Linked DNA regions of Homo sapiens: region 1 is linked to region 2. A link is an interaction called in ENCODE POLR2A ChIA-PET data of the cell type or tissue named here. Cell type or tissue: HepG2. All regions are shown on one strand. Links, peaks and the distances in the headings refer to the core of each region. The heading gives the core; the rest is flanking DNA. Region 1 holds the start of LOC124909484 (basic proline-rich protein-like). Region 2 holds the start of SLC38A3 (solute carrier family 38 member 3).

Region 1 (13,975 bases), core at 1-8,000, 59 kb after region 2:
GCTCGGGGCTCTCCGGACCGCCGCGGTTCGTTCGCTCGCTCTGGTCTCGCGGCCGCCGGCGGGACGGGGCGCTCAGAGCCGCGCGGGGAGCGCCGGCAATTGGCCGCCCGTGGGCGACATTTGCATAGCGCAGCCCCGCCCCGCCCGGCCCGCCCAGCCCCACCCCCGGGGCGGGACCCGCCCAGCCACCGCCCCGCCCCCGCTCCACCTGTCCGTGGGCCGGGCTCAGGGTTCCCAGGCGGTGGGCACCCCGCGCCGGGGGAGACTAGTCTGCACCCCTCGCCCCCGCCCCCGCTTCGCGGGCGGCGCCCCCGCCCCGCCCTGGCTTTGTCTCTCTGTGAATACACCGCACACATCGCGCCTGGTGTTTACCCGGGCATTCAACTCCCTGGCGAGAAGGGCTGCAGCGCCAGGGAGCAACGAGCCTGCGCTCACCTGAGCACCCCCTTCCGCGTCCCTCATTCCCACTCGCCGCCGGCCGTGCCCCTGGTCCCGTGCGTGGGCCCCGCGGCGCAGGACCCCTGACTGCCCGGGCTGCTCAGCAGGTGGCGGTGCAGCCCCTGGGACGGCTGGCACCGCCGGACCTTCCCGCGGGCTCAGCCTCCAGCCTAGGCCAGGTCGGGGGCAGCCCAGCCACACAGCTCTCTCCAGCCATTCAACGACTCCCCGTGATCGCCTCAATCGCCAGCCCTTATTTCAGGCCAGCAGCTCCCACAGACTCTCCTTATAGTTCCATACCTTAGAGAGGCCAGATCAGCTAGCACCTTCTCTCCTCAAGGGGACATTTGCTTTCAAATGGCCTGGTGATGAGCCAATGGCTCAGCAACTGAGAAGGGCCTACCGTGACCCCAGGAAGGGACCCTCTGCCCAACCCAACTTTCCAAGGTCATGGCCTCACCACCAGGACCACTTCTCAGCCCTGCCCCGGGCACCCTGCGGAGGCTCCCAGGGGCGTTGGCCCTTTGTCCTCTCCTTCATCCTCTTCCTGTTCTGTCTTCTGTGCCCTCCTCTTTCTCCTCTTTCCTTTCTCCTCTTCTCCCTCTGCCTCTCCTTCCTTCTCCCCTCTCTTCTCCCTCTTCCTCTCTCCTCTTCTCCCTCTTTTCCATCTCCCTCCTTTTCCTCCTTCTCCTCTCTTCTCCTGGATTTTTCCTTCTCTGCCCTCTCCTCCTCTCCCTTCTCTTCCTCCACCCCATGCATTTCCTTCTCTTCTTCCTCCTCCTTCTTCCTGCTCTTTACCCTCTTCCTCCTTTCTCTTTTTCTTCTCACTCCTCCTCTCCGCCTTCTTCCTCCTCCCACTTCTCTCCCTGGCTAGCAAGACCTCCAGGAAAAGACCTCTCTCCCTCTGACCCATTGACTGGTTGACTCCAAGTGCAAGGTGGAGCTGGGCACTAGGGATCCTGCTGAGGGTCTCCTGACTCAGGACTTAGAGTGCTGCCTCATGCTCCAAGCACAGGCAGGGCATTTGAGGTGAGCAAACACCATCCTGGAGTTATGGAGCTGCTGTGACAGCACCTGCACCTCTCCCCTTTGTCACGCCTCATTGAAAACACTGTGACAATCCATCTCTCCTCATCCCCACTCATCTGTATGAGGGTCACCCCTGAGGTCACCACCACTGCACCACCATCACCAATACAGCTTAAGCCACCATCTCTATGGCTTCCAACACCATCCCTTCCATCCTCTCACAGCCTCCATGGTCTCCTTATAGCCTGGCCACTTCTATCACTATCTCCAGCATCATTAGCATCATGCTGGTTACCACGGAAGAGCTGTCAGGACTTGCCAGAGACTCCAGTGTACTGGGTTGGGAAGGAAAGAGGCTCAACTGATCTGTTCATGAAGCTCCACTCAGACACACAGAATAGGCCCAGCACACAGAGGCCTTCAATGGCAGGGAGACCAGGGAAGGGGGCCAGGAAGAGGGCAAAGAGCTAGAATTGAGCCTGGCTACATGGGGTGGAATGCCAATTCCTTCCTAAGCAATTCGAGAGGGCTGAATAATCATACAAAAAAAATTGTTATTGCAGCAGTGAATCCACACTGAGCCCTTGCTCTGTGTCAGTGCTGGGGTGAGCATTTTGTATCATCATAATATGTTGTTATAGTTTGTGTGTGTGTGTGCATATACATATCGGCAGACCTCATTTTATTGTGGTTTATTGCGTTTTGCAGATATTGTGTTTTCTGAAGTTGAAGGTTTGTTGCAACTCTGTGTCGAGCAAGTCTATCAGCACCATTTTTCCAACAGCATGTGCTCACTTCATTAGCATTTTTTAGCAATAAAGTATTTTTTAATTAAGATATGTACATTTTTTAGACATAATGCTATCACACACTTAACAGACTACAGTATAGTGTAAACATGACTTTTATATGCACTGGGAAACCAAAAAAATTTGTGAGTTGCTTTATTACAATGTTAGCTTTATTGTGGTGGTCTGGAACCAAACCCGCCATATCTCCGAGGTATATTATATTATTCAGGGGAATATTGTATAGCTTTTCACAATTTTGTCTTCAATTTCAGAGGTCCACAGACCCCTCAAAACCAGCTCTGGATACCAGGTTGGGAGGCATTGCATGCCAGGAAGTTTTGCGGTTATTCACCCCCAGGTGCTTCACAATTGGGCTGAGAAGCAGGCCCTGTTGTCCCCATTGTACAGTTGAGCATGAGGGAGGAGAGTGGGGAGGTAGGGAGGGTTGGGGGAGGCCTGGAGCCACCAGGCTGTGGTGCCTGGAGAAGGCATTTTCAGTGGCTGTGGGAAAGCTCCAGGACAGGAAGGCCAGGCTGCAGGGCCCACATGGAGCCAAGGGCCTGCAACCCTGATAGGCACGCAGGAGCTGGATGCCTGCTGGAGTCCCACAGGGCACTTCTGGAACTCCACGCATCTTTATCATGTGAATAAGAGAGCAAAAATAAGAGAGCAAATCCCTGCAGCACCAGATCGGAGAGGGAACACAGCCAAGAAGCCAAGACTCAGGGAGTCAACTCCCTGCCCTACTCTCAGCTCCTCTGGACTGGCTGCCCCCCACCCTGTGCTCTCCTTGACACCCACAATCCTTCTGTCCTCCTCTCCAGAAGCCACTCTGCTGTTCTAACTCCACCTGAGAACCACCCAGGATGCCCTGTGGCGTCATCTGAAGGGAGAGAGACAGGCTGGCTTCCTACTGGCCTGACCTCCCTCCTGTTGGGTAGGACACTCAGATCTTAGGCCTAAGTTTCATTCAGCCTCCCCCATGGCCCGCCCTGGTGCTAGTCTGGTCACGCAGGTGAAGGGGTGTGTGCAGACACAGCTGGTTAGGCCAGGTCCAGCTCCTGCACTGAATCCACCTCTGGAATACCCTCCTGGGGCAGCCTCCTCCTCCTTCCCAGGTGTGCCCCGGCTGCGTGGGATACACTGCACTCGGATCTGGGTGGACCTGGCTGAGCTTCAGGGTGGACTTCATAGTCTTGAGGTCCTGGAGCTTGTGAGGGGTGACCGAGCCAACAGTGAGGGTTACAACAGGGAAGTCATTGGCCCAGCCCCCACCTGGATGATGGTGCCAGCAACGGGCAGGAAAACCTTGAAGCTTTCCTCCCGCAAATACACCCTGCCCTTCACCCTGGCCTGGACTTTGTTTCTGGCGGTGGTTGTGCCTGTTTCTCTTCCTTTTGGCTCTTCCAGGATGCATGGGAACTGAACTGCAGCCTCCGGCCTCCTGCTGCAGGTCCCTGTTGTCTGCCTCCCCGTGGCTCACCTCAGGTGGGGAGAGGGAAGCCTGGAGGTGCACTGGGGCCTGCCCTCCTGGCCTCTGCACACGAAGGCTGGACTTGGAGGGCCTGGGCCTCAGAGACCCTCCATCCCCATTGGATGAGGGCGGCAGCCACACCAGCACTCCCTCACCTCCTCCCCTGCCCTAGTCTTAGGGGGGAACTTGTTCCCTGGGCCTGGCAGGGCAAGCAGGCCCCGGCCCGCCCAGCCCCAGCGTCGCTGGCTCAGGTTTCCTCGCTTTCTGGTTTTCTCATCTCCCCTGCCCCAGGCGCTGTTGCCTGCTCTCTGGCCCAGCCCCCACCCACTAGGAACTGGATCCCAGGGAGGGGGAGTGTTGGGAAGGGGGCTGGAGAGGGGGCTCGGGGCAGGCGGTTGGGTGGCACCAGGAGGAGGCAGGCCATGGGGACTCACTGAGGTTCCGTGTGCAGCCTTCTCCTGCCCAGCCTGCCCCAGGGGCTGGCTCTGAGCCGATCAAAAGCTGGAATGACCTGGCCTCTCCCTAAAGCTGCCTCCAAGCCGTCTCTGCTGTTGTTCCCTCTACCACAAATGTTCTTCCCGGACTTCAGCACCAGTCTAAACCCTGTGTTTCCTCTAGACGTGGGCCCTTAGCTGCCTCTTTCACCAATAAACACTGCCCTTTTCAGCACAGGCTCAGTATCCCTTCTTCATCCTTCTGCACTGGGCCCCTCAGGCATCCCGAGCCTTTTCCAGGAGCTCTAGACTCTCACCTCTGGGCCTTGGCACATGCTGTTCCCCTGTACCTGGAATGTCTTTCTTGTCTCCTTCTAGATCCAGACAGGCATCATCTCCTAGGAAGCCAGTCCTCATGGCTGGGTCAGGAGCTTCACTGGGCCCCTGCAGGTCCTACACCCCTTTTCAGACATTAAAAGATCCTGCCCTGGGGACCCAGACCCTTCTGTGTTCTCCCAGTGGGCCCCACATGAATCTATCAGCAACTGCTTCCATGTGAGTCCAGAGCGAGAAAGGGACACGGGGCACTGAGATCCTTGCCTGTTACCCCACACCCTTCATTCTGTGTGTCTATGCATGTGTGTGTCTGTGTGTATGTTGGATAGTAAGAGAGGTGGGGTTGAGTGGGCCTAAGCTCGGCTGGATTCGAAGTGACCTGTGACCGTTGGCCAGCCTGAGTACATCCTGTTTAGACAGAGCCCAGACAGCCATCCCTCACTCCCTTGGGCCTACCCAGCCCCCACTGGGGAGCCCAGTCCTGGGCCTAGAGCTCAGTCTGTATCTGGTTCTGGCGAGGGCTCCCCAGTAAGAGTCTGGGTGGAAGCACTGGCAGGGGTTTTGTCTCTGGGTACCTAGGCCCTGGGTCAGTAATGATCAGGCAGCCCCAGCCATGAAAGTGGTAAGGGTGAAGGGGGAGGGGACTTGACTGAGGAGCCCCTCCCTGTGTGGAATAAACATTGCATCAGGAACCCAAACAGGGGGCCCACACTAGCAACTTCTCAGCTTTCTTCAGCTCAGCAGGGGCGGCTCTGTCCTTTCAGCCTGAACCCTTTCTTTCTCATCTACACCCAAACCATCAGCAAATACTTTTTTGTTTGTTTGGTTTTTTTTTTTTGAGATGGAGTCTCACTCTGTGGCCCAGGCTGGAGTGCAGTGGCACGATCTCAGCTCACTGCAAGCTCTGCCTCCTGGGCTCACACCATTCTCCTGCCTCAGCCTCCCGAGTAGCTGGGACTACAGGCGCCCGCCACCACACCCGACTAATTTTTTGTATTTTTAGTAGAGACAGGGTTTCCCTGTGTTGGCCAGGATGGTCTAAATCTCCTGACCTCGTGATCTGCCTGCTTTAGCCTCCCAAAGTGCTGGGATTACAGGCATGAGCCTCCACACCTGGCCAAGCAAATACGTTAAATTTCACCCTCAGAACACATGAAATATCAGGTGGCCACTTTTCGCCTCCTGGGCCAGCAGAGGAGCCTCGTTAAGATGGAAGCCAGGTCCCGCCTCTCTCACTCATCGCTCTCCATGGCTCCTACTTTATTGAGAGTCAAAGCCAAATCCTTGGGCCATGCACGATGGCTCACGCCTGTAATCCCAGCACTTCGGGAGGCCGAGGTGGGCAGATCACTTGAGGTCGGGAATTCAAGACCAGCCGGGCCAATATGGTGAAACCCCATCTCTACCAAAAAGTACAAAAATTAGCCAGATGTGGTGGCCTGCGCCTGTAATCAATCCCAGTTACTCAGGAGGCCGAGGAAGGAGAATTGCTTGAACCCGCGAGGCGGGGATTGCATTGAGCCAAGACTGCGCCACTGCACTGCAGCCTGGGCTACAGAGCAAGACTCTGTCACAAAAAAAAAAAAAAAACCTACAAAAATCTAGCTGGGTGTGGTGGTATGTGCCTGTGGCCCCTGCTACTCTGGAGGCTGAGGCGGGAGGATTGCTTGAGCCTAGGAGGTTGAGGCTGCAGTGAGCCGTGATTGCACCACTGCACTCCAGCCTGGGCCACAGAGTGAGACTCCATCTTGACCAAAAACTAAAACAGAAAACAAAGCCAAATCCTTGGAGTGGTCATCAACACCCCTTCACCCTGCACACCTCTTCCCCACCTCTCTGACTTGTGTCCTCCTCCCTCTTCCTCCCACTCCAGGCACACTCCAGCCTCAGGGCCCTGCAGCAACCGTTCCCTTGGCCTGGATGCCCATCCCAGACACCTCCATGGCTTCTCCCTCACCTCCTTCAGGCCTTTGCTCAGATATTACCTCCTCAGTGATGCCCATCCTGACCACCACCATCTCCAGCATTCTGCATCTCCACTTACCTTCCCTCTCTTCTTCCCTTACCTTCCCTCTCTTTTTCTTATTCCAACATACGATATAATTTACTTATTTTCATGCTAAGCTGCCAACCAAGAATGCAGAGATTGTTGTCTATCTATTGCTCCTCCTCCAGCACCCAGAATGGAGACAGACACGTGGTAGGTATTGAATGAATAACTCGATGGGGCTGTGAGCTGCTTTCCCCTCTCACCCTTACCTGGAGCTGAGAATGGGGCATGGAGAGATGCCCATTTGCTGTTTCCCCACACTGCTGAAGAGGTGGATGGAGGAGAGAGGGTCTTAAGTTGCAGCATCAAGGACTCAAGATAGACTCTGCTTTAACTTAAAAGGCATTGCAGCTTTAACCGTGAGCTCTCCAGGGACAGGCATAGTCCCTTAGGCAGAGGTGTTCCTCAGGACTAGGAGAGACCTAGGCAGCTCCCTGACAAAGCTGCGGTGACAGGCTCTGATCTTGGGAGGTTTCTGGCTGCCTCCCAGGCCTGCATCTGCTGCGCACACTCCCTCCATGTGTCTGTGTGGCCACAGTCCTGGGGGAGGGGGGCCCGAGGAGGGTCCTGCAGCCAGGACTGCAAGCTGAGATCTGGACTTACTTAGTTCCAAATGACTGGGGAATGTCCCTTCCATGACAGCGGTGGCGTGGCCTCCCCTAGTTCCTTGCTCCCAGCAGAGGAGTGGGGCCCAGATGAAAGCAGCCCCTCAAAAGGAGGGGGGGCTGGTGGGCAGACACTGGGCACCCTGTCATCCTGGTCCTCCTCCCTAAGCCTGGTTCCAGGTCATGCCCAAGGAGGAGTTGCGATATGAGATCACTGTCTCATATCTCAGACCAGAGATCTGAGGCCAGAGCATCCTATTTGGTCTCCAGCTTCCTCCAGCCAGGAACTGGAGAGGCTTCACCAGCAAGACCTCTGTGCACAGCAGTGCCCGGACTGGCCAATGAGGAGTGCTCCCTCCAGAGAATCTCCTCTTTACAGCACATGGCTTCAGTGCCTTGGAGGAGGGTTGGGGAAGCAGGGCCAGTACCAGGTGGGTGGGGAGCCAGGCCTGCCCTGGCCAGCCTGGTGCTTGCTCCTGAGCACTCCATCTAGAAAGATGAACCCTTTTGCTCCCTGTGTTGTGGTTGGTAGGTCAGTGAGGCCAAGTCTGTGCTCCTATCCTGGGGTTTCGGTGCCTTCTTGTGCTGTTAGGATTTGATTTTCAAACGTGACTGGGCAGAGTGGGGGCCTTGGCCAATCCTGACTTCTGACCCTTCACCCAGGGATTGGAGGCTTCACCGGTGCTATCTGTGAACTCCCGCGAAGAATTAGGCCTCAGGCTCACCTTGACTGGAACATCATTGTGTACCCATTTAATAGAGGGGAATGCCGAGACCTTGAGGAGTAAGGGCCTGGATGACCTTATTGGGGATTCCAGGCTAGGACCCCCTTGAATGTTGGACTGCAACCTCTGAAAGAATAAAGGACAACGGCTGACTTGAGGGTGATGGGGCATATGCCATAGTCAGATTTCAGGTTTTAAAACATCCCCCTGGCTACTGGGGTGCCAGAGAGGAGGCTGTGAATATCCAGGAGAGAAAGAACAGGGTCTGCCTAGAGCACGGGGGCTGCTGCCGGGTACCTTCAGACTTGGCCAGGTTCCCTCCTCCTTCCCTAGAAGCCCATCCATTGGGCCTGATCTGGAGTTTTGAGGTGGGGAGAGAGGCCTCCTCCCCGGCTTCTATATACCCCAGACACATGGCTCACTGGGTAGGTCTCCCTCCCCCACTCTCCTGAGACAGCAGTTTAAGATTTAATCCCAGGACAAGTTTCTGCAAAGCCCATGTTTGCTGCCAGAAGGAGCAGGGACCAACCTAGATGGAGGGATAAGAGACAGAGGAGGGGTGAGGAAGGGATTGCGGAGGGCTGCATGGGGAGAGGTCATAAATCCAGACTTCACACTCTGTCCTGCCTGGCTCCAGCATCCACAGACTAAATCAGGGAAACCTAGTTCCTGCCACCCAGAGGAATGCATTCATGTGGCCACAACCTGCCTGTGCACCTACTGTGTACCACCCCCTGCCCTACCTTAGTCATGGTCACAGCTCGCAGGGAAGTCTCTGGGCTCAAGCAGCAGCCCTGGCTGGCCCAGCCCTTGACAGGTCCAGGTTACCCAGGACACCAGTAGAGGGCACAGAGGGGCAATGCTGCTACAGAGGGAGACAACCACCCTCCCTCTACCACTGACATTTGGAGTCCTCATAGTCCCTGAGGGGAAACTGAGGCCTGTGCCCCTCTGCCTTGTCTTTTCTTTTTTCTTTCTTTCTTTCTTTTTTTTTTTTTTCTGAGACAGAGTCTCGCTCTGTCATCCATGCTGGAGTGCAATGGCACGATCTCGGCTCACTGCAACCTCCGCCTCCCAGGTTCAAGCGATTCTCCTGCCTCAGCCTCCCGAGTAGCTGGAATTACAGGTGCACGCCACCAAGCCCAGATAATTTTTGTATTTTTAGTAGAGACCAGTTTTCACCATGTTGGTCAGGCTGGTCTTGAACTCCTAAACTCGTGATCCACCTGCTTGGCCTCCCAAAGTGCTGGGATTACAGGCATGAGCCACTGCGCCCAGCCTCTTTTCTTTTGTCTTTGAGACGTAGTCTCGCTCTGTCGCCCAGGCTGGAGTGCAGTGGTGTGATCTCGGCTCACTGCAACCTCTGCCTCCTGGGTTCAAGCGATTCTCCTGCCTCTGCCTCCTGAATAGCTGGGATTACAGGTGTGTGTCACCACGCCCAGATAATTTTTTGTATTTTTAGTAGAGATGGATTTTTGCCATGTTGGCCAGGCTGGTCTAGAACTCCTGACCTCAAGTGATCTGTCACCTCGGCCTCCCAAAGTGCTGGGATTACAGGCATGAGCCACTGCACCGGCCGCCTTGTCTTTTTTTAAAGCACCCCCAGGACCATCTTCCTCCGCGGGTTGCCTAGCCTCTTCCCACCCCACTCCCCTCTGCAGTCCTCAGTGCTCCTCTTCTCTCTGTGCGCCCGGCTCCTGCCCAGGGAAGGGGAGGCATGTGGAAATCTGACTGGCTGGAACCAGGAGGAAATTCACCCCCGCTGTGTTAACCCCCCAGTCTCAGTGCTTGGATTTGAGGGTGGAGCCAGGCCAGGGTTGGTCTGCCACTCCCAGATTCCCCTGAGGGACAGGTCCCACAGATCACCTGCTCAGCCCCAGCTTCCCTCCCTGGACTGCCTGAGGCTTCACCCTTCCCTTGCCCCAGCTGCCCCACCAGCTGAGTGTGCCCAGCGGTCAGTACCCTCTATAGCCAAGGACATATGGACCCCAGACCAAGAGGGGTCATAACCTGCTGGGGGGGCCAAAGATGGGACCTTAGGCAGCACCCCAAGGCCCTAGGTTGACCATAGCCTCAGGAAACCCACGTTTCCCAGCCAGGGGTCTGGTTGGGCCTAGGCTATGCTATGGGGGCCCAGTTCTCCAGAGAGGGGCCGGGTAGTGCTGGCTGGGGCCTATTCTCTCAACAACATGGGTGTTTCTTGCTGGAGTTTTAGTTGCTCAGAGAGGGGACCCAGTGCTGGGGCCTTGGCCTGCTTAGATCTCTGGCTCGGTGTCCAGGCTGGACCCTTACCACCCTGTGGCTTTCAGGTAGGGAAGAGGAAAACATGTGGGCTGGGCTGAGGTGGGGACACAAGACATGTGAGCCCTGCCACCAGCCAGAGTTTAGAGGAAATTCTGTGTTGAATCCCTGAACATCCCCCTAGCTGCTCCTAGAGTTTTCTCACAATGGGGCTTATTGTGGGGGGAATCTTGGAGCTCCCAGCTGTCTGGACAGGTGTCAGTTCCTGCTCCCTTTGTCACCTACTGATCAAGGACACCCCCCGCCAAGAAAGATGGGACTGCGTGGCTGTGGGTCCTAGACTCTAGAGAACCCAACCCTACCCATGCTGTCCCCACAGGCCCAGGATGAGGCCTCCACATCTTCCCAGGCAGAGACCCTCACCCGGTACAGGCCAGACTGCAGACAAAGATACCACTTGACAGATAGGGAGACAGGGGCCCTGAAAGGTCTGCGTGGAAGGTCGGAGTCAGAACAAGCAAAGCACAGTTGGCCTGCTTTGTGGCCGAGGCAGAGGCAGCAGGGGGATCTCTGGAGGGGCTCCCAGGCAAACCTCAGGGCCTGGAGGCCCTCAGGTCACTCTATGGTTTCTGAAGGGCCACCCCTCATCATGTCTTCTATCATGTTGCCCTCAAGCCTTTGCCTAGGCTATTCTCCCACCAGGAATGCCTTTCCCTGTCTCCCTAGCGGGGTTCTCCTGGTCCTTCTGGCCTGGTTCAAATGCACTGTGTCTTGGTCATATGTCATTCATTCATGCTGGGTGTGGTGGCTCACGCCTGTAATCCCAGCACTTTGGGAGGCTGAGGTGGCAGATCACCTGAGGTCGGGAGTTCGAGACCAGCTTGGCCAACATGGAGAAACCCCGTCTCTATTAAAAATACAAATATTAGCTGGGCGTGGTGGCACATGCCTATAATCCCAGCTACTCGGGAGGCTGAGACAGGAGAATCTCTTGAACCCGGGAGGCGGAAGTTGTGGTGAACTGAGATTGCACCACTGCACTCCAGCCTGGGCAAAAAGAGGGAAACTCCATCTCAAAAAAAAAAAAAAAAAAAAAGATGTCATTCATTCATTCTGCAACCTCATGTCCTCCCAACCCTGTGTTGGCACCAGCCACAGAGACTGATTTCTCCACCCCAATTTGGCCTGAAATTTCAACAAAATTGTCTTGGAATAGTGGTAGGCAAGGCCTACAGGCCTAGAGCTGAGAGATGGGAGCCACCTCAGAAAGGCAGAAGGGGAGATTTTGATGGCCTAGAGTTAGGGGAATTTGAATGCCTAAGGACCCGGGCTCCACCCAGACCCCACACCTTGGAGAGGTCCTGTAAGGGCTGGGAGATAGACTCCAGGCAGAAAAGGGCCTGGCATCTAGGGAAACCTGAGCCTCTCAGAAGTGTGGAGCCTAAGCCGGGCATGGTGGCTCATGTCTGTAATCCCAGCACTTTGGGAGGCCAAGGCAGGTGGATCATGAGGTCAAGAGATTGAGACCATCTTGGCCAACATGGTGAAACTCCATCTCTACTAAAAATACAAAACATTAGCTGGGTGTGGTGGCACATGCCTGTAGTCCCAGCTACTTGGGAGGCTGAGGCAGAGGCAGGAGAATCGCTTGAACCCAGGAGGTGGAGGTTGCAGTGAGACGAGATCACGCCACTGCACTCCATCCTGGTGACAGAGTGAGACTCCGTCTTAAAAAAAAAAAAAGAAGTCCGGGCACGGTGGCTCATGCCTGTAATCCCGGCACTTTGGGAGGCCAAGGCGGGTGGATCATGAGGTCAGGAGATCGAGATCATCCTGGCTTACACGGTGAAACCCTGTCTCTACTAAAAATACAAAAAAATTAGCCGGGCGTGGTGGCGGGCGCCTGTGGTCCCACCTGCTCGGGAGGCTGAGGCAGGAGAATGGCGTGAACCCAGGAGGCGGAGCTTGCAGTGAGCCAAGATGGCGCCACTGCATTCCAGCCTGGGAGACAGAGCGAGACTCCATCTCAAAAAAAGAAAAAGAAAAAGAAGTGTGGAGCCTGGGCAGAGGTGGAAGCCCTGCAGCTCTGGCCTTGCTGTCCACAGGGCTCTTCAGACCTCACCAGGCCTTACTCGACCTACCCAAACATCAGAATCATGAGGCTGGGGCTGGGCGTGGTGGCTCACACCTGTAATCCCAGCACTTTGGGAGGCAGAAGTGGGCAGATCACTTGAGGTCAGGAGTTCAAGACCAGCCTGGCCAACATGGTGAAACCCTGTCTCTAGTAAAAATACAAAAATTAGTTGAGTGTGGTGGTGGGCACCTGTAGTCTCAGTTACTTGGAAGCCTGAGGCAGGAGAATTGCTTGAAGCCGGGAGGCAGAGGTTGCAGTGAGCCGAGATTGCACCACTGCACTCCAGCCTAGGGACAGAGCAAGAATCCTTCTCAAAAATGAAAGAAAGAAGAAAGAGAGAAAGAGAGAAAGAAAGGAAGGAAGGAAGGAAGAAAGGAAAGAAAGAAAGAGAGAGAAAGTAAGGAAGAGAGGGAGGGAGGAAGGAAGGAAGGAAAGAAGGAAGGAGAGAGACAAAGAAAGAAAGAAAGAAAAAGAAAGAGACAGAAAGAGAAAGAGAGAGACCAGACGCAGTGGCTCACGCCTGTAATCCCAGCACTCTGGGTGGCCGAGGCAGGTGGATCACCTGAGGTCAGGAGTTCAAGAGCAGCCTGGCCAACATGGTGAAACCCTGTCTCTACTAAAAATACAAAAATTAGCTGGGCTTGGTGGCGCACGCCTGTAGTCTCAGCTACTCGGGAGGCTGAGGCAGGAGAATTGCTTGAACCTGGGAGGCAGAGGTTGCAGTGAGCCCAGTGCACTCCAGCTTGAGCGAGAGAGTGAGACTCTGTCAAAAAAAAAAAGAAAAAAGAAAGAGGAAGGAAGGAAGGGAGAGAGAGAGACAGAAAGAAAGAAAGAAAGAAAGAAAGAAAGAAAGAAAGAAAGAAAGAAAAGAAAAGGAAAGAAAACAAGGAAGGAAGGAGGGAGGGAAGGAATGAGGGAAGAGAGAGAAAGAAAAGAAAGAAAGAAAGAAAGAAGAAAGAAAAAGAAAGAAAGAAGAAAGAAAAAGAAAGAAAGAAAAAGAAGAGAGGAAGGAAGGATGGAAGGAAGGAAGGGCCGGGCGCGGTGGCTCATGCCTGTAATCCCAGCACTTTGGGAGGCCGAGATGGGTGGATCACAAGGTCAGGAGATTGAGACCATTCTGGCTAATACAGTGAAACCCTGTCTCTACTAAAAATACAAAAGAATTAGCTGGACGTGGTGGCGGGCACCTGTGGTCCCACCTAATCTGGAGGCTGAGGCAGGAGAATGGTGTGAACCCTGGAGGTGGAGCTTGCAGCGAGCCAAGATTGCGCCACTGCACTCCAGCCTGGGCGACAGAGCGAGACCCCATGGAAAGAAAGAAAGAAAGAAAGAAAGAAAAAAAGAAAGAGAGAGAGAGGGAGGGAGGGAGGGAGGGAGCAAGGAAGGAAGGAAGGAAGGAAAGAAGGAAGGAAGGAGGGAAGGAGAAGGAAAGAAAAAAAAGAGAGAAGAAGGACTCACGAGGCTGGGGCTGGGGGTGCATGTGCACGCATGTGCATGGACGCCTCCTGCAGGCCCCATGATGGGCCCCAGCTCCAGGCCTGGCTGTATGAGGCTCTCACCCTCCCATGGGTATGCACTTGCCCCCAGTTTCCTCAGCTGTTAAATGAGAGCAAGTTTCTTCCTCACAGGGTGCCGAAAGGATCAAACTAGCCACCGAGCACAGATTGCCGGAGCAGCATCTAGTGTGTAGGGCGCAGGCTCCCTGAGTCACCTTTGTT
Region 2 (14,648 bases), core at 4,441-12,440:
CACCGATGACCCCAAAGATGCCCAGGATGTTGGGGGCAAAGATGACCAGCAGGTTGATACAAGTGAGCAGGCCAACGGCAATAAGCACATGCCGCAGCCAGCTGAACTCCTGGTTTGGAAACAGCATCTGCTGGATGGCGCGGCGCACCTGGGGGGCAGGTGAGAAGAATCATCAGCCTGTTGGCCCCATCAGCCCCTCCCGCCACTAGTCTAGCCACCTGCCCACCAGCTCACCGGGAACAGAACGATGGGCACTGTGAGCGTGACTGCTGTCAGCACGGCCACGCGCACACACAGGATCAGGACGTCAAACGGGTCCACCTTGCTGTAGGTGTGCAGCAGCTCCGACTCCACCCCGTCTGTGGCAGGCAGGGAGGGTGGTCAGTAGGTGGCCCCAGGAAGGAGGTGGGATCTGAGCTGCCTAGGGGACCCCAACACTGTGGGGATTGGCATGCAGACTCACCTCCACAGCGGCAAGGCACAGCCAGGCACCACACGCCTCGGTATGGAGGGCACCATGGCCACAACCAGCCCCTTCCCCCCAGCCTAGCCTAGGCCTCTGCCCACCGGTGCCACCGTACTGTAGAAGGTGAGGTAGCCGAAGAGGGCAGCCAGGAAGTACATGATGTACATGACAGCGATGGACAGGTTGGAGATGTGCTGCATCTTCTTCTTGGAGGGGCTGTGGGGAAGTGGGGGGGTGGGTGTTGGTGACAAGCTGGGTAACATTGGGAGACCCCCATGTGCCCCAAGCTCTCTCTGGCACCATACTTTCACCATTCAGCATCTGAGGGAGTCTCCTTCTTGCTCATAATCACCTCTCATGGCTGCCAAGGACATCTCAGATAAAGTGACTTGGCTCCTGTCACTCCCCTCTCCACATTCAGGACCACATCCATTCTCCCCAAACCAGCTCAGGGCATCCCCACCCCCACTCCCAGCCACAGACACCTACTCCTTGAGCTCAGTATAGATGGGCAGCACCTCGGGGTGGCAGACGAAGGCGAAGGCCATGATGGGGATGGTGTATGCTGTCTGGGGAAACACGGGGCTGTGTCAAGGCAGTCTGCCACTCTCATTGGGCCCCCGCCTTGCCCTGACCTGTCAGAACCTGTGAGTTGAGCGTGAAGTAGCTGGGAGTGCAGAAGGCTGAAGCCTCAGGCTCGACCTGCAGCTGCACCTTCTCCTTCACGATCTCCACGTGGCTGAAGTTGCCTGTGGTGTTGTTGAAGTTGGGGGGCAGTGGGCAGGGCACGTGGAACTTTTTGTAGATGACCTGGAGTGGGGAGGGATGAGGGTGTCAGAGACTCCCAGGCTGGACTGCCTGGGAAGTCACCATGAAGCCACATCTAGATCAGGACTGGTGGAGCTGCCTTCTGGCCCAGGCTTCCCAGAGACACCTGCCCCCTCCTGATGACAGGGAACTCCCCCAGGAGACCCGCTGCCCGCTTTCTCAGCCAACATGGAGGGTGACTCACTGCAATTAGGAAGAACACCATGCAGCTAAGAGAGAAGCCGCTGGAGTAGCCCAGGTAGCCTGCAAAGTGGAGGGAGCACTCTGAGACCTGGGGCCCCTCCCATGGTGTATGCCTCCAACATCCCCTCCAAGGCTCTGACCCTTCCACACTCACCAAGCTGCCGCATCAGTGCCAGGGGCAGAATGATGGTGACAGAGACAAGGATTACCAGGTAGTTCCCGTTCATGTACCAGTCCCTGCAGGGACATGAGTCGGGAGCCAGGGTCAGAATCCATTCAGCCTGGGATGGGGCCCCTGCCTCCCTCTGCTGGAGTTACCAATGGTGCCACTGAGTGACATCTGAAGAATGTTTGTCCACAGCTCTGAGTCTCACTTTCCCCATCTGCAAAATGGGCATGCCCAGCTGGGCGCGGTGGTTCACGCCTGTAATCCCAGCACTTTGGGAGGCTGAGGTGGGTGGATCATCAGGTCAGGAGTTCGAGACCAGCCTGACCAACATGGTGAAACCCCATCTCTACTAAAAATACAAAAAAATTAGCCGGGCATGGTGGCACACGCCTATAATCTCAGCTACTCAGGAGACTGAGGCAGGAGAATCACAAGAACCCGGGAGGCAGAGGTTGCAGTGAGCCAAGATTGTGCCACTGTACTCCAGCCTGGGCGACTGAGCGAGACTCCGTCTCACAAACAAAACAAAACAAAACAAAACAAAACAAAGGGCGTGCCTTCAGTACTGTCCTTCAGGGTGACATGAGAACTAAGGTTCCAGCCTGGCACACAGCTCATGCTCAGGACCCTCTCTATTGTAGGCACTGCTGTTGCTTTTCTCAGGATACACAGGTCTGGGCCCAGCCTTTGGATGGAGGTGGGTGGGAGGAGGAAGAGGGACCTGGTTCTAGAGGGAGGTGGTATTTTCCACGGGGGTTTCTGGCACTTGCAATAACCTGTGCTCCTTGCGGTTCCTTCTGGCATCTGGGCCTTGCCTCATCCGGCCCCCTCCTCTACCCACCAGGAATGGATACGGGGCACAGAGAAACAAGGGGATAAGGGCCAGGACCATCCTCAAAGGCAAGCCCTGAGGCCAACTCCTTGGGAAAGGCCCAGGGCCCCAGCGGCAGAATCCTGGCTCTCCCTCTTGCCGGAGCTACTCTCAGCCTCCCAGCCCCTCTGCTTGCTCGGGCTGGGCTGTCAAGAGCAGGGCCTGGCTGTGTCCCCTCTGTCCCACAAAACACGTTTGATGCCCAGTCAATGCTGGCTAAAGTGATAGGCAACTGGGACACCTGGGCTTAATATCTTGGTTGGGGGGGGCAACCCCATGGTCAGGAATAGCAGGCGCTTAGAGCTAAGCCTGAGCCTCCCACGCTCACAGGCTGGGTCCGGGGTGAGGAGAGGCCCAGCTTCCTCAGCTGCACCCTGCCCCTAGCCCCACAAGCCCCTTCTGGAGGGGGGTCTCCAAGGTGCTTCCCAAGTGAGTGTGAACTGAATGCTGGCTCTGCGGGCAACTCTCCCCACTCCACCAGCTTCTTGTCTGCTTTGTCTTGTCTCTCCCACCAGCCCAGCCTGGGCCCCCCCACCCTCACCCAGCCCCACCCCACCCCACCCCTCCTCACTGCACCGCACCCCTCCCCTCCCCTCCCCACGCCAGGGCTCACGAGGTTTTCTCCTCCAGGTTCAGGAAGGTCTGTATGACAAGTGGCAGCTCAGACTTGATGATGTACAGGTAGCTGGACATGGCTGTGGGGAGAGGGGCGGGCAGGCAGGCGCTGAGGTCAGCCCAACCAGCCAGCTTTCAGGGCTGTCCACCTCCCTACTGCCTGCCCCTGCCCACTGCTCTTACCTCCGATGTTCTGGAGCGTGATGGCCAGGGCTGCTGCCAGCTTTCCTGGGGTCCCAAAGGCACGGTAGCCCAGCTGCTCATAGGCACGGATGCCTGCAGGAGCAGGGTCAAGAAGTCAGGAGCTTGTCCCAGTTTACCCACCAGCTCCCGCCCATTCCAGGCTGGTGTGAGGCTCACCCACGACCCCTGAGGACTTGAGTAGCAGGTGGATGGAGTAGCTGGAGAGCAAGGCGACAGCTGTCAACAGGAACCTGGGGACACATGGGAAGATGGAAGAAAAAGAGGCCACTGGGGGGCTACCGTGGCTGGCAGAGGGTGAGGGGCTCTGGGAGGCCTGGGGGTGGAGGGTCTGTGACCTGGGTGTCTGGACTCCCAACAGGTATGGATGCCAGCTCAGCAGGCCCCAGGGGTGATGAACACCACCCCCTTTGATCCAGGGTGCGACACACCCCAGAAGGGGCCCTCTGGGTCAAGAGTGTCCCTGTGACTGCCCTCTGAGCACGTCCTCCTCTTGAGTCCTTGAAACAAACATGTTTTCCATTCTGGCTTCAGGGCAGAGCCCCCAGCCAAAGGACACGTGTGCCCACACAAGGCCTGGCCGTGGGGCTTGGCCATCACGTGTAAGGTGCCAAAAGGACAGTCTCTGGCCTGTAAGACCGGCCTGTGTTGTGACCTCAGTCGGTTTACTGGGCAGTGAGGTATATTTGTTTGGCTGTGGATGTTTTTTTCAGCCGCGGTTTGTTAGTGTAAGAAGTGCCCACCCACTGCAGCCTGGATGCTGGGACAGGGAACTGGCGGGTCCTGGGAGGTCATGATTGGTGGCTTGCTTAGGGCCCCTATCTTTAGAAGTTTCTCTGAGGGCACTCACAGGAAAAGGATAATGCCCGTATTGGCCATGGCATAGGCGAGTCCCAGGATGCCGCTGCCCATGATGGCATTGCTGAGGTTGAACACTGACATCCCGAATGATGTCTTCCCCTCGAACTGCAGGCACCAGAATGGGACGGGGAGGGTGGGAGGAGTCAGCAAGGGACAGGGGCATCGCAGCCTTCCCCTGACTGTCCCTCAGCCTCCCACTGCTGCCAGAGACCACCTCATTACTGCATCCAAGCTCCCCACAGTGTCCCCTAAAACCCGTTGCTGCCCTGCTCACGTCAGTGAAGTGTGGCTCCTTGCTGGGACTTTTCTGTAGGAAGCTCTTGCCCTCCATACAGCTCCGTGCAGGGTCCTCGACCCTGTAGGCACAGGTCAGGGTGGGTGGCTCAGCTCCAGCCCTTTGCTCTGTATCCCTGCCCTGCCCTGTCTTCAGCCACCACTGGGTCCCTCTGGTACTCACCTCTGGTTGCCTGCCATGGGGGTGATGACCGGGAGCAGCCCCTCTGAGTGTTTGCCATTGGGCACCAGCTCCACCATCTCTGTCTGCAAAGGCGCCTCCATGGCTCAGGGCACACCACCAGGAGCACTGGTCTCACACCAACAGTCAGATGTCTGCAGAGCAGCCGGTCCCTCTGGTTAGCCCCGTTACTTGGGCCTACGGCCTAGCCTCCTACCTGAGGCCTGCAGCCATAGCACACCTCCCAGATGGTCACTCGGGGCATATCCACACATGCAGCTCTGCCTACTGCCTCCCTGGGATCTGCTGTTGGGGGAATCCAGCTCAGACACCTGAGTTCCTAGGACGTTCTGATGGGACACCCTAGCCAGTACATAATGCACTTCTTACATGCACACCCGTCCAGGCAAGCCCTTAGGGTCTCGGTTTCACCATCTGTGAAGTGACGGTCATCTGGATGACCCGAGTTCAGAGCCCAGTGGCACCAGCATCCCCAGATGCTCAGTCCCAGGCCCCCAGACTTCACTCTGGGTATGTACCCAGGACAGACTTCTCCTCCTTGACATCAATAGTGGGAGATGGTTTCCTGCACTGGCCCTGTGTCCAGGGGCCTCCTGCCCAACCTAGAATGGCACTGCCCGACGGCTGGAGGCCTCGGGAGAGGGTGAGGGCTGTGGGCCCTGTTCCCAGCCGCCCGGCGGGCACTGCTGGCAGCCAGAACAAAGAGCCCTCTGTGGGCTGAGAGCTGGCGCTGGGAACGGCAGGCGCAGAGGCTGTCCCCCCTCCCCAGAGCCAGGATGCCTGAGGCGGTGCTGGGTGGCTGGACACCTGGGCCCTTCCCGCCTGGCTGCAGCAAAGGGCCCTCAGGGGGCCTTCCAGGAAACGGGTGCTCCAGGGCCAGTTCTCTGTGCCACACACACCTCACCCTCCACACAGTCCTGGCCTCAGGGCCATGTTTTTTTCCAAGCCTCTCCTCCACTGCCAGGCAGGGAACCCCCAACCCTCAGGGGCCCGCTGTCCAGGAGTGGACCCTTTGAACAGACCCCCATTTCCTAGGGCCCCAGGCCAGGAGCTCAGGCCCTTGGCCGGCTGTAGAGGAGCCTGGGTCACCAGATCAGTCTCCCTTCTCTGCTCTCAGGGCTTGGCCCTGCTGGGCCTCAAAGGAACCAGCTCTCCTTCCTCCACCACCCCTGCCCGCTGCCCAGACAACTCACTGGCCCCTCTCTCCCATCACTGGGTCCAGGAATTGCCTACCTCATAACCAGAGGTGGCTGGGCATAGTGCCCCCAGGTTCTGTAAGGACACCCTGAAGGCCAGCCTGGCCAGGAGGAGAGCTGAGGCCAGAGTGGAGACCAGTGAGGGGGGCAGCCCTGCCAGGCAGGACAGCCAGAACCTGGTCCTGAATCCGTGGTGCCCTCTCTGATGGAGAACCCTGAATTCTGCCCTGAACCCCCCATCCCCACTCCGGCCCCTGATGGTCTCAGGTCTGCCCTTGAATCTGGAGCACTGGGGAACTCAAACGTAGCACTCAGGGCTAGGGGTGAACAAGAGAGGCTGGGCTCAGGCCTCAGGCCTGGTGCCCCTGGAGGCAGCAGAGGTCACAGCAGCCTCTGGCCTCTCTGGTCAGAGGACTCCCTCCCTGCACTGCCCCAGGCAGCCCCAGGCCAGAGTTCAGATTCTGGCACCTGGATCCTGGAGACCCCACACATGGCACTCTTGCATCCCTCAAACCTGCCTCTCCTTCTGATGCAAGCATCTTACCTCCTCTCCTCCCAGACCCACCTACTCGGGACTATAACAATGTTAGCATCTCTTATTGAGCCTTCTCCCCTGACCCCAGGGTTGCCTAGGTCCACATGTCCTCATGCCCCTGCCCTAAGCCTTGCCATCAGCATCCCTCCAAGTGTCCCACCTGGGTATAGAGGTGCCAGTGCTGGCGTCCAGAGCTACTCCAGAGTCCCCCCTGCACTCAGCTGGGGGTGCCCTCTCTCGGCCCCCTGCCCTGGGCAGGCTGGGACAGGCCCTCAGAGTGTGCTGAGCTGGCAGTCTGGACAAAACACCCTTCTCTGCCCTAATATCCTTCTGTAGCAGCCAGGCACTGCCTCCAGGGAGACCACAGTCTGTGGCATGGGCCGTGGGAGGTGTCTGAGGTCTGAGCTCCAGATTCCCCATCCCCCCTGCAGTAGCTGGGCCTAGACCTTTGGGGCCTGGTAGCTATTACTCAATCATGATCAGTCATTGCTGGGTCTTGGGCAGGCCTGAGATCCCAGAAAGGATTTAGAATATCTCTCCTTAAGTGACCTCCAGCCTGGAAGAGACAAATCCCCCCAGATAGCACCCTCATCACTACTCTATAGCTCCTGCTGCAACTGAGTGTGAGCCACATAATGCTGGGTCTCAAAAAAGAGGATGGGGGTGCCGGGCGCAGTGGCTCACGCCTGTAATACCAGCACTTTGGGAGGCCGAGGAGAGCAGGATCACCTGAGGTCAGGAGTTTGAGACTAGCCTGACCAACATGGAAAAACCCCATCTCTACTAAAAATACAAAATTAGCCGGGCTGGTGGCGCATGCCTGTAATCCCAGCTACGCAGGAGGCTGAGGCAGGAGAATTGCTTGAACCCAGGAGGTGGAGGTTGCAGTGAGCTGAGATTGCGCCATTGCACTCCAGCCTGGGCAACAAGAGCCAAACTCCATCTCAAAAAAAAAGAAAAAAAAAAAAAAAAAAAAAAAAAAAGGATGGGGGCATCAAGGAAGACTTCCTGGAGGAGGTGCGAAGCCAGTACTAAAATTCCAGTAGGCACCCTGGGGTGTCAAACAGGAAAGAGTGTACCAGGCAGAGAGCACAGCATAGGCAGAGGCCCTGAGGTGCAGTACGAGGCAAGCTGTAAGCGTTGAAGGAAGGTTCTGTGGCAACAGACAAACCTGATACAGCTGTAAAGGCCAGGTCTAGGAGTCTGGACTTTGGTCCAGGGCAGGGAGGAGGGCTGGGGGCTGGGGGCCAGGGTGAGGATTAGCACTGGCCTGGCATGGAGCCCCCAGCCATTCCCTGAGGCTGCCAGCCCATTTTTGACAGCTCCTACCCCTCAGGCCTGTGGCCTCCCAGGCTCCTTTGTATCCGGGAATCGGAATCGGGGTAAACTCAGGGAAGGGCTCCTGCATAAGAAAGGCTGCCAGCAGAGCCTGATCCCCTGTGGTGAAAGCCCAGAGTAGACCCTCTAGGGCTGGGCTTGGCCCTGCCTCACTGTGTGGCCAGGGGCAGGGTACTCCCCAGCTCAGGACCTCAGTGTATCCCTGTCCTCTAGGGGTCCCGTGAGGCTTGGTCAAAGCTGGGGATGAGTGAGGAGCCTCCCCAAAGCCTTCATCCCCAGAACAGTCCATGGGTGCCCAGAGAGTGGCCAGGAGCTAGGGTGGGGAGATCACGGTGGCCTTGGGCAGGTCATCAGAATGGCATCTGTCATGGATGTAGTGTGAACCCGGGCAGTAAATCAATGGCCCAGGCCATTGCCCTGGGACCTGTTTGTTTTCCTGGGAGATAAGGGCCAGGAGGGGCCAGGAGCCACAGGGATGGCGCAGCAGGTAACGCCCGCCCACGCGAACATCACCTGGTGAGAATTCATCAGGCACACCTCGGCAGGTGTTGAGTTTGGCTAATTAAAGATTTTGAGCCCCAGGAACCCAGGCCACTTCAGGGCGGCTGATGCAAGCAGCTACAGGAAGCACAGCTCTCTGCCCAGGGATCAAGGTCCTTGGAGTCCCCAGGACTCTGAGCCTTGCTTTCCTTCCCCATGCTCAGGAACATAAGTGGGTCTGGGTCGGCAGTAGTGAGCTGGTGACAGGGAGGCCTTCGCACTCTTTTTACCTTGGTGACGACTTGCACCAGTGGAGGCACAGACCCTCTGGAGCTTATTGCTGAGGCCCAGGCTACCTGACCTCCGCCAAGATCTCAGGAGAGAGACAGCTGGCCTGGCTTGAGGGTCCATCGTGATTATCCCTGGGGGCTCAGGGGTGAGGGCTGCCCCCAGTTCCAGCTCAGCTCATTTTTACCACTCCCCTCCTTGGCTGAGACAGGGTGCCCCCCTCCTAAGTCTGGTACCCATCTGGACAGCTACCCCTCTGTCCACCTGCTCCTCCAGGCTTCAGAGGGAAGATGCCCCCTACTAGGAGAAGGTGTTAGTAAGGGGGGAAACCAGATCCAATGGAGACATTTGGACTGCATGTTCTCAAGGCACAGCCATAGGAATTGGTGGTAGCTGATTGCTGGGGTCAGGGGTCTAGGGACAAAGCAGGTGGGAGGAGGGTGTTAGAACAGGGAAAAGACACCTCTTACCCTCCTCTAGACCCATGTTTTCATGTCCTCCTCATCAACAACACAACAGTGCAAGTGGCCAGTGTGTGGCCAACACTGGGCTAATACTGAAGAAGTGACATGCAGGCGGGGGCATATCCAGGGGAAGGCAGATGGCCCAGAGAACTGAACTACCGGCCATGTTAATCCTCAGCCCCCAGCTCCCTGGCCTTGGGATCTAGGGTCTGTGGCTCTGTGTTCTGGGCATCCGGAGGTGTCTAGGAGGATCTGAGAGACCCAGCTGGGGCCGGAAGGTAGACTTTCCTGTGGCCGGGTACATTTTCTTTTTTTTTCTTGTTTTTTTTTTTTGAGACGGAGTCTTGCTCTGTCACCCAGGCTGGAGTGCAGTGGCGTGATCTCGGCTCACTGCAACCTCCGCCTCCTGGGTTCACACCTTTCTCCTGCCTCAGCTTCCCGAGTAGCTGGGACTACAGGCGCCCGCCACCACGCCCAGCTAATTTTTTGTATTTTTTAGTAGAGACGGGGTTTCACCATGTTAGCCAGGATGGTCTCGATCTCCTGACCTCGTGATCCACCCACCTTGGCCTCCCAAAGTGCTGGGATTACAGGCTTGAGCCACTGCGCCCGGCCATGGCCAGGTACGTTTTCTAACAGATGCTTGTAGCTGGGCCTAACCTTAGGCACCTCAGCCTCCCTTCCCACCCAGCCCTGGACCCTCCTTGCTCAGGCTGCCACCCATAGAGGTTGCAGTCAGAAGCTCTTGGTTCACGAGTGGGCTAGAGCAACAGCAGCCCCCACCTCACCCATTGCCAGCCTGCTGAGAAGGACGTGCAGCCGGAGGCCCAGCTGAGGCAAAGGACAGGACATCACGTGACTGTGGCCCCCCAGGGGCAGGGGAGACCCTGCGCCAGCCAGCCCATTCTCCTCCCTGCTGACCCGGAATCCCCTGGAGGCGGCCAAATATTTAGACAGCCGGACTTCTGGCCCCAAAGCAAGCTGAAGCACAGGCCTCGGGCAGTTCAGGACTCATCAGAGAGTCCGATGGGGGGCTAAAGTCAAGGTCGGCCTGGAGGAGGGGAGACATCCAACATCAGGAAGAAAAGGCAGAGGGAGGGAAGAGAGATAGACAGGGACAGAGCAGGGAGAGAAAACACAGTCATTAGCTCCATGCGTCCATGCATACTGATCCACACACAGAGACAGACAGACAGAGATGCAGCGGCCCAGGGTGACAGGGAAATGCAGATGCACACAGAGGGACACAGACAGAAAAACACACAGACAAAAACCACATGCAGATAGCGGACAGACATTTAGACAGGAGACAGACAGCGACAGAAACAACCAGGGAGGTGAGAAACAGAGTGAGCACCCAGTCAGAGACAGCCAAATGGAGGAAGAGACAGACAACAAGACAGCAAGAGACAGCTGTAAGGCCGGGCATGGTGGCTCACGCCTGTAATCCCAGCACTTTGGGAGGCCGAGGCGGGCAGATCACCTGAGCCCAGGAGTTTGAGACCAGCCTGGCCAACATGGTGAAACCCCATCTCTACTAAAAATACAAAAATTATCCAGGCATGGTGGCAGGTGCCTGTAATCCCAGCTACTCGGGAGGCTGAGGCAGGAGAACTGCTTGAACCTGGGAGGCAGAGGCTACAGTGAACCAAGATCACGCCGCTGCACTCCAGCCTGGGTAACACAGCGAGACCCTATCTCAAAAAAAAAAAAAAAAAAAGAGAGAAAGCTGAAGAAAAAGAGAGCCCCAGAAAGAGCGAGAAGGGGAGAGGGAGCCAGGGGGCCCAGCTGAGGGGGCAGTAGGCCCAATGGGCACTGCCAAGATGGCCAGGCAGAACCCTGGAGGACCCCACAAAAAGGCTGCTGCACCTCCAGGTCCCCACAGAGCAGGTTATGCCCCTACCAACCAGGTGCTATGACACCCAGAGGCTGGGGCTGAGCCCACTAGGGCCACAAGGCCAGGCCCAACTGGAAAGCTCAGATATCCCTGGTCCAGCACCCAGGACTTGTCTACCTGAGCAATGGAAAATACATGTGGAGATGATGGTCAGTCGGAGTGACCCCCATTCCCAGCAGCCATGCACGTGTGCAGACGTGCTGGCTGAGAGGCTGTGTACAGGACGTGGCCCGCAGAGCGGAAATTCAAAACCAAGCCACCCCAGGCCACTGGCCGGAAAGCCCCTCCTGCCCAGCAGCTGGTCCTTCCCTTTGGCCCCCAGAAGCCCCGCCTGGTCCTCTAGAGCCCCACCCTGTTCTCCTATGTCTGTCCTACCACCCAGAGTCAAAGGCCTACCCTTCACCCACTAGACAAGAGTGTACCCCGGGCACACAGTAGGTGCTCAGCAAATGTTAAATGAATGGAATGGCCGGGCGCGGTGGCTTAGACTTGTAATTCCAGCACTTTGGGAGGCCAAGGCAGGCAGACTGCTTGAGGTCAGGAGTCCGAGACCAGTCTGGACAACATGATGAAACCCTGTCTCTACCAAAAATACAAAAAAAATTACCCAGGCTTGATGTTGCACACTTGCGGTCCTGGCTACTCAGAAGGCTGAGGTGGGAGAATTGCTTGGGCCTGGGAGGCGGCGGTTGCAGTGAGGCGAGATTGTGCCACTGCACTCCAGCTTGGGCAACAGAGTGAGACCCCACCTCAAAAAATGAAAAAAATAAAAAAAATAAACGAATGGAATGCATTTGAGGCCCTCGGCAAGCCCTCTTACCTGCTCCAAGTGAGGCCTGGCCCCTGGCCATGTCTACACTAAAACATCCTCCCACTGGGTCCCAATTCTACTATAGCATAGACTGCACATTCCACCTCAGCTTTCTGTTCACAGAGACACCAAAACTGCACCTCCCTGGTGGCCCACCCCACACCACTCCCCTCCAAATATGTTTCCCTCTCAAACTGGATGCTTGTCCTCACACCCAGCCCAGACTTCCAGGGTGTGTCCAGTTCAGCTTAAAATCCTTCTCTGACTCAACCCAGAGACCATGAACCACCCAGCCAGTCTTGTTGTGCCTCAGTTTCTCCAACTGTCCAGGGCTTCAAGGCTACTTGCTAGGGCAGTGGCACAAGGACAGGAGCAACCAGTTGTCATGATCTGGCAACCTGGAGCCCTGGACTGGTGTGGGGACCATTTGTGACATGGGCCAAAAAAACCAGCACACAACAAGGAGTGGCTTGAGAAGCCAGCGAAGACATGGGTCCCATGGGCCCAGGCAGAACAAAATTCTGAGATACAGACTCCTACCCTCCCCAGAGATTCAGCCCCCTGCTCCCAATGTCAAGAAATCAGATTCCCATTTCTGGTTTCAGTCATTCCAGCCCTCTCAGAGACGTGCCAGGCTTGGCCTCTTCCAGTCCTGATCCCTCCCGTCAGTGATGCTTCTTGCAGGAAGGGTACCGTGGCTGTGCCGAATTTCCCCCATTCAAAATGGAACCATCTTTGGGTCTCTTTAGCTTTCTATCCCCCAGACTGAGAGCCCCGAGGGATGTGCTTCCTTTCCAGAAGGAAATGAGCCCCATCCCAGACCTTTTACAGAACAGAACAGGAAGGGGTGAAAGGTCCAAGGGCCTTTTCCAGGGGCAGCTCTGTGGCCAGAGTCGGTCATGGAAGAAAGGACAGGGTTGGCAGGCTGAAGGAAGGATGGGCATGAGTGGGGAAGTCCTCCATGGTGTTCCTCAGGGCTCAAGAGCCTTTGACTTAGCCTTTCTCAGACCTGTTTGAGAGCCCATACCTGGACTCAGGACTCAGGTCCCCGTGGGGGGAAAAGGGCGGGTCCCCGCAGGTCCCTCCCCTGGCCTCCCCCTGCCTGGGTGTAAACAAACGCACGCATTTGCTGTGGCCAATCGAAGGGGCCAACCGGGCGGGGGCGGGCTCTTGCAAACCAAGTCTTGGTTCCTTCTCTCCGCCGTGCGCTGCGCGGGCTCTAACTTACACCCTACCCAGCGCCAGGTGGGGAGGAGCTCGCACGGCGCCCCGGCCTCAGGTCAGGGAGCCACTCGCGCCCTGCGCCCGCTGTGCCCGCTGGCTCCTCTGCAAATGGCACCGGCTCTGGGACCAGCATGTACCCCGCGGCCCCTCAGGCGGCCCGGCCCGATCTGCCCTCAAGCCCTTGTCCGGAGCAGCCGAGATAAATATACCCGGATTCCCATCGTGCCAGCCGGGCTGCTCTGCCTGTCAGGCGCCCGTCGGGGCAGCGCTCCAGGGACTGCTCCAGGCCCCTCTTGGGTCCTCCCCTCGGGCCCTCTCCAGCCTGCCCCATGGGCCCTGCCTCAGGAAGCCTGTGGTGTGCCGCCCGAGCCCCCAACAAGGCGTCCTGTGGTCCCAGCCCCGGGTGCCGCCGACCTCCTGCTGTACCTCGCAGCCCCGCCGAGAGGCCCTAAGGCGACGACGTGTCCCTCCCGGTACCCCCAGGGCCCTGCTTAAGCTCGGCGCTGAGTCCCGACTGGCAGGTCCCCAAGACCAGCGCCTGGAGCGCGCGGGGCTTTGGCTCGCCGGAGGCTGGGGCGCCTGCCCGGGTCAGGACGGTAGAGGAGAGCTGCCCAGAGCCCGGCTACGGACAGGAGGGTGGACAGTAGGGCTCGGCCCACCCGATTCCCCTGTGCGGGTGGGATGAACTCCCGAAGCGGTACCTGGCCTCGCGGTTGGGAACGTGCGGCGCTCCGCTCGGGCCGGTGCGGTTCGCTCTGCTCCCGGCTGAACTCGGCTGCAACAGCGACAACAGCGACGCGGGATGAAGGGCGCCCGGCCCCGCCCCCGGCCCGCCCCCCGCCCGCCAATCCCTGGCGGCCCGCGGGAGGAGGGGCTGGTCGGGGGAATGGCGGGGGCCGGGGCAGGCCGGGAGCAAAGGGGCGGCCTGAGCGTTAGGGAGCCCCTAGGTGGGAGAGCAGAGCTGCCAGAGGGACTCCGTTGAGTCTTGTGGGGGGAATGCTTCAGTCCAAAGCAGATTCTCTCTGAGGTCTGTGGGTGTCACATTAACCCCTGAAATGCTTTGCCCACACCCCCCAAAGCCAGAAGGGGAGCTTCCGCCAAGAGGACTGGCAATGCATAGCCTCAGTGAGAGATGCTTGAATGGGGGACTTTCAGGCGACACTCAGGCAACAAAATACCTCTTCTACCTGCCTCCCCCTTCCCAACCAGGGGTGGGGTGGGGGCGAGGGTGGGAGGGCTTCTTATATCAATTCTGTCTCCACCCCAGATATTCAGAGGAGGCTGAGGCTGGAACACAGAGGGCAGGGGCAGTGAGGTCAGGCAAGGAGTAAGGCTTGGCTTGCTTGAGCCTCACCTGGGGCCCCCCGACCATGACCCCCGTCCTTATTTAGAAGGTGTAGGAGACAGCTGTCAGCCTGTCCACAAGAAGGGGGCTGGGACTTGGTGTCCTGGGGACAGACAGGGGTTTTAGGATGGCCCCGTTCTTGGCTGGGGGCTCCTTATCCCACCCCTGCCTGCTTTCCACACAGGCCCTTGGTGCTCAGAGACGGGTGGTGGGTGTTAAGGTCCCAGGTTCCACCAGTAGGAAGCTGGGGGAGATGCTGACCTTCGGGGTGAAGTGGGGGGGTTCTCAGAACAGCTGTGCCCCTTGCTTCTCAGTCACTGGCTCTGATCCGATTAATCTCATGGCCTCTGCTGTTCCTATTCAAGCTGGTCTTCTCTGTGTCATGCCTGCCCCACTTCCCA

Evidence for each region. ChIA-PET counts read pairs that join two places held together with the same protein. Peaks named below come from ENCODE experiments on the same cell type or tissue, not always from the same donor. Only the 100,000 strongest peaks of a DNase experiment are listed, where the experiment ranks them.
Region 1: POLR2A ChIA-PET joins it to region 2 with 17 read pairs; 4 of 35 experiments call an interaction of 5 or more read pairs at or near these places.

What each region holds. Positions count from the first base shown.
Region 1 is chr3:50,141,157-50,155,131 of GRCh38, reverse strand. LOC124909484 (basic proline-rich protein-like) reads right to left here and starts at 462. Exons shown (of 2, transcript XM_047449434.1): 1 at 436-462; 2 at 1-71. The coding sequence starts at 462. All of the region lies in intron 1 of SEMA3F-AS1 (SEMA3F antisense RNA 1), which reads left to right. It also overlaps a transcript of SEMA3F not described here. RefSeq lists silencers at 1-293, 324-463, 474-533 and enhancers at 3,813-4,484, 13,771-13,975. In HepG2, for the core only: a CTCF peak has its summit at 538 (motif pointing right); a DNase peak (open chromatin) is centred at 4,921; H3K4me3 peaks cover 1,257 bases; H3K27me3 peaks cover 1,472 bases.
Region 2 is chr3:50,204,304-50,218,951 of GRCh38, reverse strand. SLC38A3 (solute carrier family 38 member 3) reads right to left here and starts at 13,681. Exons shown (of 16, transcript NM_006841.6): 1 at 13,604-13,681; 2 at 4,652-4,803; 3 at 4,469-4,550; 4 at 4,184-4,299; 5 at 3,493-3,566; 6 at 3,316-3,408; 7 at 3,131-3,212; 8 at 1,632-1,714; 9 at 1,479-1,537; 10 at 1,112-1,276; 11 at 956-1,035; 12 at 582-682; 13 at 235-359; 14 at 4-148. The coding sequence starts at 4,752. RefSeq lists enhancers at 5,546-6,355, 9,236-9,764 and a silencer at 12,720-12,799. In HepG2, for the core only: a CTCF peak has its summit at 6,241; DNase peaks (open chromatin) are centred at 7,591, 8,111, 8,411 and 9,981; H3K4me3 peaks cover 690 bases.